Regions from separate parts of the Homo sapiens genome. Here region 2 is linked to region 1. The links are chromatin loops, found by intact Hi-C in ENCODE. Cell type or tissue: Caco-2. All regions are shown on one strand.

Region 1 (8,000 bases):
TGCCATTATTATGATTACTTTGAGTCCCCTTAAAACATGCCATTACCGACAGAATAAATTAAATGTGTATCACAGATCCATTTAATTCCCCAGTGAATGCAAATTACCGTGAAACGTTAGAAAACAGTGATAGATGTATAGTTTCTAAAAACTTTTACACATACTGGGATATTTTGGCCTTAGGCTACAAGCACTTACTAATTCACAATTCTGCAAACAGGGTCATAAAATGTACTGCTTTTCAAACAGTATTTTCCAAAATCATTGGCACCTGAGAGATTTTTGTTTTGTTTTGTTTTGTTTAACTCTCCTAGGAGAAACAAATGAATGATTCCCATTCACAAAATCTTTGGGAACTTTATTCCTGACTTTCCAACTCTTGGCATTCTCTGTGGAAAATAGAAACACAATCACCTCGCTGAACCAGGATGGGAGGTTCCATTACAACTTCTTGAGGGAGGCACGATGCTATTGGTTCCCTTTCATGTATGTGACAGCTTTGGCTTGTTATGACCCAAGGCTCTCTATTTAATAAGTGACTGAAGGAGAAGCAAACTAAATCTCTTCCTTCCTGTGCAAAACCTCTTTACCACTCTGCCTTTCAATACTGCACTTCACTGGTTAAATAAACCTCACTGGTTAAATAAACCCTAAGTGCCTCTCAGCTATCCACATTCCGTCTCTATCTTGCTTTTGTCAAATTGATAACTTTGTGACTTATATAATCATGGCAGGGAGTTGCAAAAATATATTTTTAATGCCCCCATTAAAATACATTAAGCCTAAGTCTCTTTTCTGTATACGACGCAGTATACAGAAGGGGTAGAAAGTAGGTGCAGTGGACCAATGGGAAGCTGACCTCACTAAGAATCCAGACAAGGGTTCCTAACCTTAGCTGGTGTCATTAACTCCCTGCGTGATTTGGAACAAGCACTTACTCTTCACATCTCCCTTTCCTTAATCTGTAAAATAAGAGGAGTGATCAGCCCAGGCCTAACAGCTAGGCTGTGCATTGCATGACATCTCTTGTGGATACCTGAGCAAGAAACAGCAGTACACATGCCTAGAATATTTCCATGCATAGACTAGAGACCACCACACCCAAATTATAAGACATCAAAACCTTAGTGTTCTCATCCATAAAATGGGAGGGATCATATCTACTTTCCAGAGAATTAAAAAACTAATATATGTAAAAGGTCTTAGCTCATGCCTTCAATCCATGAGTTCCAGCCCCTTCTTTCAGCTTTTGCATTCTATAAAATAATCATCTTTCCTCTACCTTGGGAAGCCTCCAGCTTGTTTTGTTATGACAACACATTTGTTATTATTTTACTTGCCGTTTCCAATAACCCTAGGCTTTTTTGGATGCCTTCCTTCAATCAGACTGCTTCAAACACATGTTATTACTCATCTTCTAAGGTCAAAGTTCAGCTCTTTTCTGACATGAGAAGACAGAAATAGCCAGCTCTTTTTCTTCACACCTGCATCATGAACTAATTGGACATTTTTCCACTTATTTTTTTGTTAGCGAGCCAATAGAGTTTTATTTTTTGGTTTGTGGGGTTTTTTTAGCATTTGTAGAAGAAATGGGGATCAAGCTGCATGGTTGTTGCACTATTATCAATTGTGTTATTTGTGTATTCAAACAATCCAATGAAAATAAGACAGTGTCTACAACAGCTAAGAACTCCTTCTAGATTGAAAGTCAGTTTTATTTTCAACCCACAGTAGCTTTGGAAACCAACAAAATCAATTTTATGAACTAGGAAGGCTTACTGAAATAACTCTTCTGAAAGAACCAGCATTGCTTCCAAAATCAGCTTATATGTTTGAAAATTACTTACAGTGACTTAAAACTGATCACTTTCAAAGAAAAATGTAAAGGTGATTTTGATTGAGAGTCTACTTACCTATTCCCCCCCAACAAAAACAAAACAAACAAACAAAAAAAGCTCTTGGTTTCTGTAGCAGTGGAGATGTAAATTATATGCAACTAACACTTACCTTTTCTTCTGGCACTCCCCACACAAGAATAAGGCTGTTAGCTTCTGAAGAGAGGCTAACACTGTTGAACAAAGTACCCATAGTCCACTTCCTTCCCCCCATATGCCTCACTCCTGCTGGCCTTCACTTTTCTGTATTATCCCTGAAAAGGCCTTCCTGGTCTACCTCCTTCCACTTCTTGGAAAATGTCTATTCCTCCTTTTGAGTCTCAATTTATATGTCTGTGACCAGTCTGCTTCTCATTCCAATTTGTTCTTGCTTCTTATGGGACTCCAAAGGACTTTGTGCAAACTCCTATTCATGTGTCACACTATATTGTCATTACTGGTTTTCATTCATTCATTCATTCCACAAATATTTCTTAAGTAACCAGAATATTTCAGATACTGTCATAGGTCCTGGGGAATTTAGCAGTAAGCAAATTAGACTTGCTTCTTGCAAGTCTTGACTAGGAAAAAAGGCAAGTATGCAAAAAATAGAATTTTTAAAATTTAAAAAGGAGGGCATCATGGCTTATTTGCTAATATAAATACTGGATTTGATATAGCATCTGGAACACATTTGTTTTCAACCCAAGTTTACCCTTCCATTCTTCACATAGGAGGCACTCAGTGAACATTTGGTGAAGAGTGAACAAATTGTTAAGAAATGAAGAAAAAGTGAGTCTCAAACTCCTGTTCAAAAACATCCACGATTTTCATCTTAAGTTTGCCTGCAACAGAACACAGCCCTGCTAAGCCCTACTAACTCAAAGTGATACTTCTATCTACAAAGTTGAATACAGATTCTATTTTTAGTGAAAAATCTGGTGTTTACCTTAACTGTGAGACACCTAAGTATAAGCTGCCATTAGAAAAATTGCATCACTACAATTTCAAAACAAACTTACCAAAAGTAGGATGGTTTTCTCATATTTTAGTATGTTCAAAATATACCAACTGTCTTAGGGAAAACCCACAAGAGTCCAAGCTATATTCTTTCCTTGTCATTGCTTGTGAACTATTCACTATCCTTGAGATCAACAGACATATCAGATATTCTCAATTCCGCTAGAGTTTGTCTTGTTTGTTTTTGGTTTGAGGGTAGGGGAGTCAGGGGATGTTTTTGTTTGTTTGTTTGTTTGTTTGTTTGAGCCATTATCGATGCCTAAATTGGCATGCCCACACATCCAGGGCTGGCTTCTTCTGTTCAATGGAACACTTGAAGAGCACTGTGAGTGATGTAAATAATAAAGAACTTCTCTGTAGTGACTGCAACCTTTCTGTAATCCTCTCTAGTAATAGGACCAAGGATTCTAGGGCTAAAGCAAATCCATTAATAATTGTATTGCTACATTTTTTTCAAATAAGTTCACTTTGTTGTTCCAAGCTGACTTTTCTTCAACCATTCTAACAGAAACGAAATGATTGATTACGATTTCGCCATCATCCACCTTATCTTCTTATCTCTACCTCCAGAGGAGGTGCTGACATAATGATCAAAGAACAGAGAGGGAGAAAAACAAAGGATCTCAGAGAGATTAATCAGTCCCTGAAAATCTGAAAGTGACTTTTGTCACCATTATAAACCAATATACAGGATTTCTTTAAACACTAGATTTTAAAAAAACCATATAGTATGTCAAAGCCACAATTAAAAAGAATTTTAACAAGCTCTTGAATTTATTTTGCTGCTTTAAAAAATATACGATAGATTGCTTTCTTCTTTTTGGTCCTCTTCAAACAATGATGATTGCATTAAGGGGAAGTTTCAAAATTTCCACATTGTGTATCTGCGCTTTTAACCTCTCCCAAAGATTAGATAAAGACTGCCAAACCAAAAAAGCATTCTTGGCTCACGTACACAGCTCATTCTTTAAATAGAAGTTTCAGCACGTCCAGGCAAAGACTTCTAAAGATTCTTTATCTATTGATTAACTGTAGAGGATATTCTGCTTAAAACGAATCTTAAATACTCTCTAAAATAAATGTTTTATTCTACATTAGGGTAAAAGGTGTAAAGGGAAAAATGAGACATTGCTACTCCTCTCCCATCCTACAAATATATGTTACATTTTTGCCTGCAATATTTCTATAAAAAGTTGGAAGTAGGAAAATAATCCACTTGGCAATGAAATTGTATTTCTCCTCCTGAGATGGATATTCAAGAACTACTACTCCAAGAATTACTACTCCAAGTAATTCCAAGTAGATATCCAAGAATTAATACTCCACTGGGCAGAGGTCACTTGGTGACTCCCCCGGTACACAGGAGAAACTCCCTTGAGACCACTGGCTAAACTATTGATGGACCCCACATCTCAAATGGGGTCAGAAAAACCCCCTTCCTTTTTCTGTGACTCTGATGGTTAAGAATATACCAATATACCTAGATAGAACCCTGAGAAGCAGGCAGCATATAGTGAAGAGATTAAGGTGAGGATCCCTCCCGTGTTCTTTTTTTTTTTTTTTTTTTTTAACTTTCAGTTCCGGGATACATGTACAGAACATGCAGGCTTGTTATATAGGTATACATGTGCCATGGTGGTTTGCTGCACCTATCAACCCATTATCTAGATTTTAAGCCCCACATGCATTAGGTATTTGTTCTAGTGCCCTCCTTCCCCTCACCTCTTACCCCACCACCCCCTGACAGGCCCTGGTGTGTGATGTTCCCATCCCTGTGTCCATGTGTTCTCATTGTTCAATTCCCACTTAGTGAGAACATGTGGTGTTTGGTTTTCTATTCCTCTGTTAGTTTGCTGAGGATGATGGTTTCCAGTTCCATCCATGTCCCTGCAAAGGACATGAACTCATCCTTTTTATGGCTGCATAGTATTCCGTGGTGTATATGTACCACATTTTCTTTATCCAGTCTGTCATTGATGGGCATTTGCGTGGGTTCCATGGCTTTGCTATTGTAAGTAGTGCTGTAGTAAACATATATGTGCATGTGTCTTTATAGTATGATTTATATTCCTTTGGGTATATGCCCAGTAATAGGACTGCTGGGTCAAATGGTATTTCTGGTTCTAGATCCTTGAGGAATTGCCACACTGTCTTCGACAATGGTTGAACTTATTTACATTCCCACCAACAGTATAAAAGCATTCCTATTTCTCCACAGCCGTGCCAGCATCTATTGTTTCTTGACTGTTTTTTTGTGTGTGTTTGTTCATTTGTTTGTTTGTTTTTTGAGACAGAGTCTCGCTCTTGTCACCCAGGCTGGAGTGCAGTGGCACAATCTCGGCTCACTGCAACCTCCATCTCTCGGGTTCAAGCAATTCTCCTCCCTCCGCCTCCTGGGTAGCTGGGATTACAGGCACCCGCCGCCACTCCTGGCTAATTTTTGTACTTTTAGTAGAGACGAGGTTTTACCATGTTGGCCAAGTGGGTCTCGAACACCTGACCTCAGATGATCCACCTTCCTTGACCTCCCAAAGTGGTGGGATTACAAGCATGAGCCGCTGCACCCAGCCAATTTCTTGACTTTTTAATAATCACCATTCTGACTAGTGTGAGATGGTATCTCATTGTGGTTTAGATTGGCATTTTTCTGACGATCGGTGATGTTGAGATTTTTTTCATGTTTATTGTCCACATAAATTTCTTCTTTTGAGAAGTGTCTGTTCATGTCCTTTTCCCAATTTTTGATGGGTTTTTTTTCTTGTAAATTTGTTTAAGTTCCTTATAGATTCTGGATATTAGCCCTTTGTAAGATGGGTAGATTGCAAAAAATTTTCTCCCATTCTGTAGGTTGCCTGTTCACTCTGATGATAGTTTCTTTTGCTGTGAAGAAGCTCCTTAGTTTAATTAGATCCCATTTGTCAATTTTGGCTTTCGTTACCATTGCTTTTAGTGTTTTACACATGAAGTATTTGCCCATGCCTATGTCCTGAATGGTATTACCTAGGCTTTCTTCTAGGGTCTTTATGGTTTTGGGTTTTACATTTAAGTCTTTAATCCATCTCGAGTTAATTTTTGTATAAGGTGTAAGAAAGGGGTCAAGTTTCAGTTTTCTGCATATGGCTAGCCAGTTTTCCCAGCACCATTTATTAAGTAGGGAACCCCTTCCTCATTGCTTGTTTTTGTCAGGTTTGTCAAAGATCAGATGGTTGTAGATGTGTGGTGTTATTTCTGAGGCCTCTGTTCTATTCCATTGGTCTATATGTATGTTTTGGTACCAGTACCATGCTGTTATATGTCTGTTTTGGTACTAGTACCATGCTGTTATGGTTACTGTACCCTTGTAGTATAGTTTGAAGTCAGGTAGCATGATGCCTCCTGCTTTGTTCTTTTTGCTTAGGATTGTCTTGGCTCTATGGGCTCCTTTTTGGTTCCATATGAAATTTAAAGTAGTTTTTTCTAATTCTGTGAAGAATGTCAATGGTAGTTTGGGAATAGCATTGAATCTATAAATTACTTTCAGCAGTATGGCCATTTTCACAATATTGATTCTTCCTATCCATGAGGATAGAATGTTTTTCCATTTGTTTGTGTCCTCTCTTATTTCCTTGAGCAGTGGTTTGTAGTTCTCCTTGTAGAGTCCTTAACATCCCTTGTAAGTTGTATTTCTAGGTATTTAATTATCTTTGTAGCAATTGTGAATGAGAATTCACTCATGATTTGGCTCTCTGCTTGTCTATTCTTCATGTATAGGAATGCCTGTAATTTTTGCACATTGATTTTGTATCCTGAGACTTTGCTGAAGTTGCTTATCAGCTTACGGAGTACTTGGGCTGAGATGATGGGGTTTTCTAAATATACAATCATGTCATCTGCAAACAGAGACAATTTGACTTCCTCTATTCCTATTTGAATTCCCTTTATTTCTTTCTCTTGCCTGATTGCTCTGGTCAAAACTTCTAATACTATGTTGAATAGGAGTGGTGAGAGAGGGCATCCTTGTCTTGTGCCGGTTTTCAAAGGGAATGCTTCCAGCTTTTGCCCATTCAGTATGATATTGGCTACAGGTTTATAATAAATAGCTCTTATTATTTTGAGATTTGTTCCATCCATACCTAGTTTATTGAGAGTTTTTAACATGAAGGGCTGTTGAATTTTATCAAAGGCTTTTTCTGCATCTATGGAAATAATCATGTGGTTTTTGTCATTGGTTCTGTTTATGTGATGGATTACATTTATTAATTCGTGTATATTGAACCAGCCTTGCATCCCAGGGATGAAACTGACCTGATCGTGATGGATAAGCTTTTTGATGTGCTGCTGGATTCGGTTGGCCAGTATTTTATTGAGGATTTTCACATCCATGTTCATCAGGCATATTGGCCTGAAATTTTCTTTTTTTGTTGTGTCTCTGCCAGGTTTTGGTATTGGGATGATGCTGGCCTCATAAAACGAATTAGAGAGGAGTCCCTCCTTTTCAATTGTTTGGAATACTTTCAGAAAGAATGGTACCAGCTCTTCTTTGTACCTCTTGTAGAATTCAGCTGCGAATTCGTCTGGTCTTGGGCATTTTTTGGTGGTAGGCTATTAATTACTGCCTCAATTTCAGAACTTGTTATTGGTCTATTCAGGGATTCGACTTCTTCCTGGTTTAGTCCTGCCTCCCATGTTCTTTCATAATCATTATCTTTGACATTACAAGTGGTGTTATCAGCCAGGAAAACAGAAAATACTCTATCTCAAAAAGAAGAAATTTAACACAGGGAATTGGTTATACCTGTGATGAGAGAGCTGAGAAGCCTCACAAAGGATGATGAATTCTGATGACAATACTGAAATTAACAACAGCAGGATGCTTCTATCTGGGGTAGGAGATGGAAAGACACAATGTGGAGGTGATGTCACCACAGACCAGAAATAGGAAGCAGAGCATGAACTATTAATAGATATGCAATGGAGGGCTTCCCAGCAGAAAGTGAGATGACAGAGAGAAGCAGTAGTCCAATAGGAGGCACAATATGAAGGAGATGTAGCAATTGCCAGAGACATCACTAGAAGCACAGTGAACAGAAGACATATCCTGGGGTCCCCTTCCTTCCAATCTTTTGC
Region 2 (8,000 bases), 91 kb before region 1:
GAAAGACCTTAGGAAATTTTTTTAAATGTTTATTTATTTAAAATTTTTATTAAACTTTATTAAAATGTTCAAGTTTCCTGAAGTGTTTAGACATCAAGAAATATTTACATACATCTCTAGTTTATATTTCCATCCTGTTGATTTCCCTATTAAGAATTTTAATGAGGCCAGGCTCAGTGGCTCATGCCTATGATCCCAGAACTTTTGGAGGCCAAGGCAGGAAGATCACTTGGGCTCAGGAGTTTGAGACCAGCCTGGGTAACAAAACAAGACCATGTCTCAAAAAAAATTAAAAATTAGCTGGGTGTATTGGTGCATGCCTGTAGTCCCAGCTACTTGAGAGGCTGAGGTAGGAGGATCACTGGAGCCTAGGCTTTCAAGGCTACAGTGAGCTATGATTGTGTCACTGCACTTTAGCCTGGGTGACAGAGTGAGACCTTGTCTTAAAAAAAAAAAAAAAATTTAAAAAAGGCACTTAAAAGAAGTCCAAAATGTATCTCAGGAAAGTTGTACAAAATGTATCTCAGGAAAGTTGTACATAAAATAAGACAGGCCTCATTTTACAGATGTTTCTCAATTATGTTATTCCAAATCTACAGTATTGGCATAGCTTTCACTGTTGAAAGGTGTTTTCATTTCTTAAAAATGTTTTTAACCTCCTATCACCAGTCCTATGCTAAAACAGGGTATTTTACCCATAAACTACCACAAATAGATAAAAATAGCTACTTTACATATAAATGGCCCTTTAAAACTGGATACTATTGTATGCCAATTTGCAACATAGTCTGTATGAAAAGAGAAAACAGTAATAAATGCTGTGTTATGGACCAATAATTAGATTCTCAATGTGGTGTAAAGTACTCACACAAGGTTCATTCTTGGCCTCATAAATTTGACCATATCTTTTCATTCTAATGCTCTTAAATGACTTAGAGACATGACTTAACAGTAAAATAAGCTCCTAAACAACAACCGCAAGCACATAAAAAACAAAATTATGCAGTGATGGCATGCCATTTGTTCAGGAATTGGCTGTCCTATTTACTCTTAAATATAACAGCAAATGGAGAGTTGATTGTTAAACTGCACATTCAGGACCTCATGGTTTAATATCTCATGTGCTATTTGCCAGACTAAAGATTATTAACAATTTTTGCTTTGTTCACTGCAGGAACAATACAGTACTTGTATTATACAAATATTTTGATTAAAGTATTGTTTCCAATCAATTTATTTCCCATTCCTTTCGAATTACCTGAGTTAACCTAGTTCAGTGGTTCTCAAATGTAGTGTACATCAGAATCCCAAGGAGAGCTTGTTAAAATACAAATGTATAAGCCCTGCTCTCAGAGCTTCTGATTCAGTAAATCTGGGTTGGGCCTGTTAATTGGCATTTCTTAGTTTCTCCATAATGCTGATGCTGCCTGTCTTGAGGACCACATTTTGGGAACCACTGACCTATTACCATGAAACCATTCTCTCTACAATGAGCAGAATTCTTTTTTAAAAAGTTAGCTAAAAACAAAAAATAGACCTCATGATTTGGCTGTCACCACTCTTTAGGAAAGCATGTTCTAATTTACTGGGTCAAGAACTGAAGGAAACATTTCTTCTATAGGAGATCATAGTAAAGCTTCTTCTTGAAGTCTTACAAATGTTGTATTTATCAAATGGAGTGTTAAACTATTCGAGGTTTCATTTATATTTGGGAAAACTCTTGTTAAATAAAACAGGTAGAAGAGCCCTCTTAAAATCCCTGAAGAATGTATGACACAAATTTCTATCATTAATATATAATAAAGATTCTTTTTTTTGTATTTTGTTTGTTGTTGTTTTTTCCTGTATTATATTTTGCTTAATCTCCCTGGCTGCATAATTGAGTTACCTTTATTTTTAACTTTTACTTTAGGTTCAGAGATACATGTGCAGGTTTGGTATATAGGTAGGTACATGGCGTGTCATGGAAGTTAGGTAAACAGATTATTTTTTCACACAAGTAATAAGCATAGTACCCAATAGGTAACTTTTCAGTCCTCACCCTTCTTACACCCACCACTCTCAAGAAGGCCCCGGTGTCTGTGGTTCCTTTCTTTGTGTCCATATGTACTCAATGTTTAGCTCCCACTTACAAGTGAGAACATGCGGTGTTTGGTTTTCTATTCCTGTGTTAGTTTGCTTAGGATAATGGCCTCCAGCTTTATTCATGTTGATGCAAGGACATTGTATTAGTTAGGGCGCTCTTAGAGGGACAGAACTATATATCTGTAGATCTACATATATCCTGTAAGTATTAAATTAATACTTAATAAAATATAATTATTAAGTTAATATTTAATAAACTATAAGTATTAACTTAATACTTAATAAACTCCCCTTTTACATATAAAACTTACACGATCACAAGGTCCCACAATAGGCTGTCTGCAAGATAAGGAGCAAGGAGAACCAGTCCAAGTCCCCAAACTGAAGAACTTGAAGTCTGATGTTTGAGGGCAGGAAGCATCCAGCACGGGAAAAAGATGTAGGCTGGGAGGCTAAGCCCATCTCTCCTTTTCACGTTTTTCTGCCTACTTTATATTCACTGGAAGCTGATTAGATTGTGCCCATCAGAGTAAGGGTGAATCTGCCTTCCCCAGCCCACTGATTCAAACGTTAATCTCTTTTGGCAACACCCACACAGACACACCCAGGATTTATACTTTGTATCCCTCAGTCCAATCAAGTTGACACTCAGTATTAACCTTCACAGACATGGTCTCATTTTTTATGGCTGTGTAGTATTCCATGGTTTATGTACCACCTTTTCTTTATCTAGTCTACTGCTGATGAGCATTTAGGTTGATTCTGTATCTTTGCTATTATGAACAGTGCACAATAGATACATGCATGTGTCCTTATGGTAGAACAATTTATATTCCTTTGGGTATATACCCAATACTGGGATTGCTGGGTTGAGTGGTAATTCTGTTTTAAATTCTTTGAGAAATCACCAAACTACTTTCCACAATGGCTGAACTAAATTTACATTCCCACCAGCAGTGAGTAAGTATTCCTTTTTCTCCACAACCCCACCAGCTTCTGTTATTTATTTATTTTTTTTTTTACTTTTTATAATAGCCATATAATGAAGTTTTTTAAACAGGCTTTTGAAATCTTATTTCCTTAAAGATCCATGTTGACCTTTACCAGAATTGTTTATTTGTTTTTATTATCACTGCGTAAAATAAGATAGTTTCTTTTTCCCATGGTTATCAGCCATTTGCCCTCAATGGTACTGGTTTGGAGTGACTAAAATTAGGGCCAGAGTAACAGTACCTCACTTTTACTCTATTTTATAGCAAATGAAATGTTCAGTATTGACATTAAGTTTTTAAACAGTGTGTTGCTGTATTTGTTTAGTGCTGAAACAGCTTGACTCCATTTCTTTTGCACCTTGATTCTGTGGGTTTTATAGACAGCCGGTGTTTGGTGCCTGGCCCCAGGACGGGACTCTGCACTGCCACCCATCTGCCATCACTTCTGTTACTCCCTTTTACCCTTGCCTTGCCATCCACCATCACTTCTGTTATTTCCCTTTTAACCCTTGCCCGCCTATGTTTTTTCCACTTAGAGCTTTGGATCTTTTTTAAACACACATGCTGCTATCTCACTCTTTCTTTTAGAACTAGTCCTTTTCAACAAATCTAATAGATCAGTTACTTCACTACTTAGGATGATTCTTGTCTGAACAATAACCTTCAGGATGTTGGCCAGTCTCAGAAGAAAACATATACATGTAATGTACATAAATCATATTGGGTAAAGTCAGTTTTATCTAAAACTGAGTTTAAGATCTTCAAAAACACTTCCATGAACTTTCTTTACAGTTTTGTGCTATTCTCTTTCTAAATTTGCCAATTGTATGTGGTAAGGTTGATGGTGAGGATTTATCTGATTACCTTGTGGAGTATTCATAGTATTTGTCTTCATTTTCTTTTTGAAGAGGAGTGGAAGTTATTACTTGATCCTTTTCCTATGTATCACATTTTTCCAGTGTTACACTTCAAAAACAAGTGTTATTATGAGTCATTGACCACAGCTGTCATGTTTACTTACGTATCCCAAGTGTTTGTGCAACTTGGTGCCTAAGTACATAGGCACTAAATAAATATTTGTTGAATAAATGGATTAACATTTTTAAAAGGTCAATTATGCAAGCAATTCCTTTTTGAAAGTTTGTAATTTAGAAAGTTTCAACTATGTTGAAATATGTGCGTGTGTGCAATAGCTTTAAAAAGCAATAGGCGGGGCGCAGTGGCTCACGCCTGTAATCCCAGCACTTTAGGAGGTGGAGGCGGGTGGATCACGAGGTCAGGAGATCGAGACCATCCTGGCCAACACGGTGAAACCCCGTCTCTACTAAAAATACAAAAAAATTAGCCGGGCATGGTGGCAGGCGCCTGTAGTCCCAGCTGCTCAGGTGGCTGAGGCAGAAGAATGGCATGAACCTGGGAGGCGGAGCTTGCAGTGAGCCGAGATCGCACCACTGCACTCCAGCCTGGGCAACAGAGCGAGACTCCATCTCAAAAAAAAAAAAAAAAAAAACAATAAAAAAACAAGACATTTAGATAGTGCATGAGTAGCTACAATGGACAACATAAATTATGTTTCTTGTTATTATTTGTGTTTGTATTCTAAAGAGGCATTTGCCTGCCAAACTATTTCAGTCTGATATTTTCAAAACTCTTCTAATAAAAAAGATACTGAGTTATGTGACATTTTGATGTTCTGATGATGATCGTTATTAAGGCAGGGCATTGTTTCATTGAGTTGTTTATAGTACTGTAAGAATATAACACTGATCTATTAAAAACAGATGCAGTGTTGTCATGAAATGGGATATATGAAAATATGTTAAAGCCTCTAAATGAAAAAAAGATAAAGATGCTTTCAAGTAAATTAGCAAAATTCAGGGATTAGCAAAGTATAGCCAAGCCCATTCATTCACATTTTGTCTATGGCTACTTTGACCCTACAGCTATAGTTAGTGAGTGAGTGAATGAATTGAATGAATGCTGACCAGAAATTGCACTTTCAAACATTTAACCTGAGGAAATAGTTATATATACAAATAAGTATGTACAGGGATGTTCATTCTAAGCTGTTTGTAATATCAAAACAAGGGAAACCTAAATATTGACTAATAGAAGACTGGCTAAATAAGTTCTGGTGTATCCTTATTATACCAGAACTAGTGTATGATACAGCTATTTTTAAAAAGATGTTACAGAAATGTATCCAGTGATAGGAAACAAGGGTCAGCAAACTACAGCCCTTTGGCCAAATTGGCTCAAGACCTGTTTTTATACTACCAGAGCTGTGAGTGGGTTGTTAAATTTTAAAGGATTATTAAAAATAAACGTGAGACAGAGTATGTGACTAGTAAAGCTTAAAATATTTACTATCTAACCCTCTATAGAAAATGTTTGCTGACCCCTGATATAGAATGTTGTATACAATGTAGATTAAATTGGTAGGGATGGGTTTAAAACATTATGAAATAGTATATATAGAACAATATCTTTTTTTAAAAAAATGCAATCAATACCATTTAGACACTTAAGATGTTAATAGTTATTTCTGGGTAGACAAGATTAATAAGATTCTATATTTTATGTCTAATTTTGTGATTTTTCAATAATGAGAATGTATTCATTGTTTAAGAAAATAAAAATTTAATATTGGCATGGGGAAAAAGAGAACTTCTCTAAGTTTCAAGGTGTACAAATATGTTTTTCCATTTTGTAGATGAGGAAACTGAGACTAAGAGTTTAATTAACTTGCCTGGAGGGACACAAACATAAGACAAAAATTGCATTGATGCCAAATTTTCTGTCCAGCAGTGTCACCATTTGATAATTTAAAATGCTCATCTGTCAGCTGAAATAAAACTATATACTCTGTACCCAAAGGCAATTTAAAGGTATCAGTGTATAATATATGATAAAGGAGGATTATGCAGAAATAACAAACCACCTGCCTAATGGTATTAGGTGTGTACTGGATAGGTTTACATTTGCTTAAATAGAATGAAAAAATGAGTAGCTTACATTTTACATTTTTTAAAAGAAACAAAACCTGTATACATAGGTATTCAGTTGACTTTGTAAATTTGCAAACTATTACTACTACATAATATGGTAATTAATTGCTCTTTCATACCTATAGAGTTTAATTGTTCAAATTCAGGCATGTGACACAAAAAGGGACCATGTCCTGAAGCTTGTGCCCTTCACCGTAAGATAGAGGAAGGACATTTGACTTATCAGATCCTTGTGCAGGTAACTGTTTACAAAATGAGTCAGCAACTCAGAAGGAGAATGAATACAACAGTGAGAAGTCTCATTGTAATGAACTGATAGCTAGTAACTCAAAGAAGCAGTAGGACTATAGAAAGCAGACATGAAAGCTCAGCAGCTTTTGGACCATTTAGTGTGTGGACAAAAGGCCTAGTATCCTTCTATTATTCCTGAGGAAACCACTATCTTATAGCCAAGAATAATAACTATTGTTGCTCTTTTAAAAAACACTTGTTCCTTTAATTATAACCATCTTGTGATTTGGGAAGATTATTCTCTATTCACTTATTTAGAAACTGAGGCACAGAAAGGAGGTTAAGTGAGCGTTCAAGATCGTACAGACTGTTCAAGTGATAATGGAAAACTCCATCACCTAGTCCCAGCTCTGTATGCATATGATGGTGATGCTGAGTAAAGGCAGGATCATTCTACATTTCACCGAATCATAAAAAAAAGATAAACATGTCTTTAAAACTTATATAAATTATTAAACTATAAATATTTTGATGCTCTTCAGAGATGAGGTTCAGTTAACAGGAAAAAAATTCACTAGTGTAGAATGCTTCATAACTAAAATATGTCAGGGAATTATGATATGCAGTCATGCCTAGGTATCTGTGGGGGTAGGTTTCAGGACCCCCTGAGGATACCAAAATCCACAGATGCTCAAGTACCTTATATAAAATGGTACAGTATTTGCATATAACATGAGTACATCCTCCTGTATTCTTTAAATCATCTCTAGATTACTTATAATACCTAATATAATGTCATTGCTATGTAAATAGTTGTTATACTGTGTAGTTTAGGAATAATGACAAGTCTATACGTGTTCAGTACAGATGCAACCATACATTTTTTTCCAAATATTTTTGATCTGCAACTGGTTGATACCACAGATGTGGAACCCACAGATACAAAGGTCCAACTGTATATGCACAGATGAGGCTATCATTTTTTCTTTTGTCTTTTTCTTGAACAAAGATCACCAATCCTGGATTTTGTATATTTTAATGATTTCTGATGTCTGAAAGCAGTAGTAAATAGAACATCCCCAATTTTAACCCTATGATGTCACATATTAACATCTATGTAGTGGAGTCCATAAATTCAGTTAGAAATCATAGCCAGATAGAGTATGTGTGCTTTCATAATTCCCATCTCTTTAGTAGGCATTATATTTTTTAAAATATGTCTTCCTTTTGATGTGAAATGTATTTTCAGAAATTATTTGTCATATTTAGTGTAAACATTATTCACTATATACTGCATATTTTTCTAAATGTCATGTTGGCGATTTGCCCATTTTTTAAACCTAAAATTGAGATAGAATGAGTAGCTTTAGGCACTGTATAATGACTTGGATTACTGTGGTGTTCTTGCTGTAATTTATTATTATTTATCATTCTTGGGCAGGTATTTTAGTAATTAGAAAGCCTACAATAACACATGTGGTACACTTAAGAATAGTTTGAAGCACTAGAGCTGTATAGCCATTGGGTTTCCTCTCCCTTTTTTAACTTCCATATTGAATGCATATTAGAAGGACATGTAACTTTTATCATACTATTTCCTTGCTCCCAGCCCGCTACTTATTTATGTGTACAAAAGCATATACTTTCTTCTTGAGGAAAATTTTTTTAAAGGACCCTAATTATT

The links. A loop is a pair of places that touch in the nucleus more often than their neighbours do. Peaks named below come from ENCODE experiments on the same cell type or tissue, not always from the same donor. Only the 100,000 strongest peaks of a DNase experiment are listed, where the experiment ranks them.
Region 2: a loop joins it to region 1, with 11 times the contacts of the local background. A loop is called at or near these places in 2 of 110 quality-filtered maps.

Annotation. Positions count from the first base shown.
Region 1 is chr6:119,166,403-119,174,402 of GRCh38, reverse strand. No RefSeq gene overlaps it. Among named protein-coding and RNA genes, the nearest start is that of FAM184A, 92 kb to the right of the region's middle. In Caco-2, no CTCF peak of the experiment used is centred here; a DNase peak (open chromatin) is centred at 472.
Region 2 is chr6:119,257,564-119,265,563 of GRCh38, reverse strand. All of the region lies in intron 5 of MAN1A1 (mannosidase alpha class 1A member 1), which reads left to right. Among named protein-coding and RNA genes, the nearest start is that of MAN1A1, 88 kb to the left of the region's middle. In Caco-2, no CTCF peak of the experiment used is centred here; a DNase peak (open chromatin) is centred at 4,303.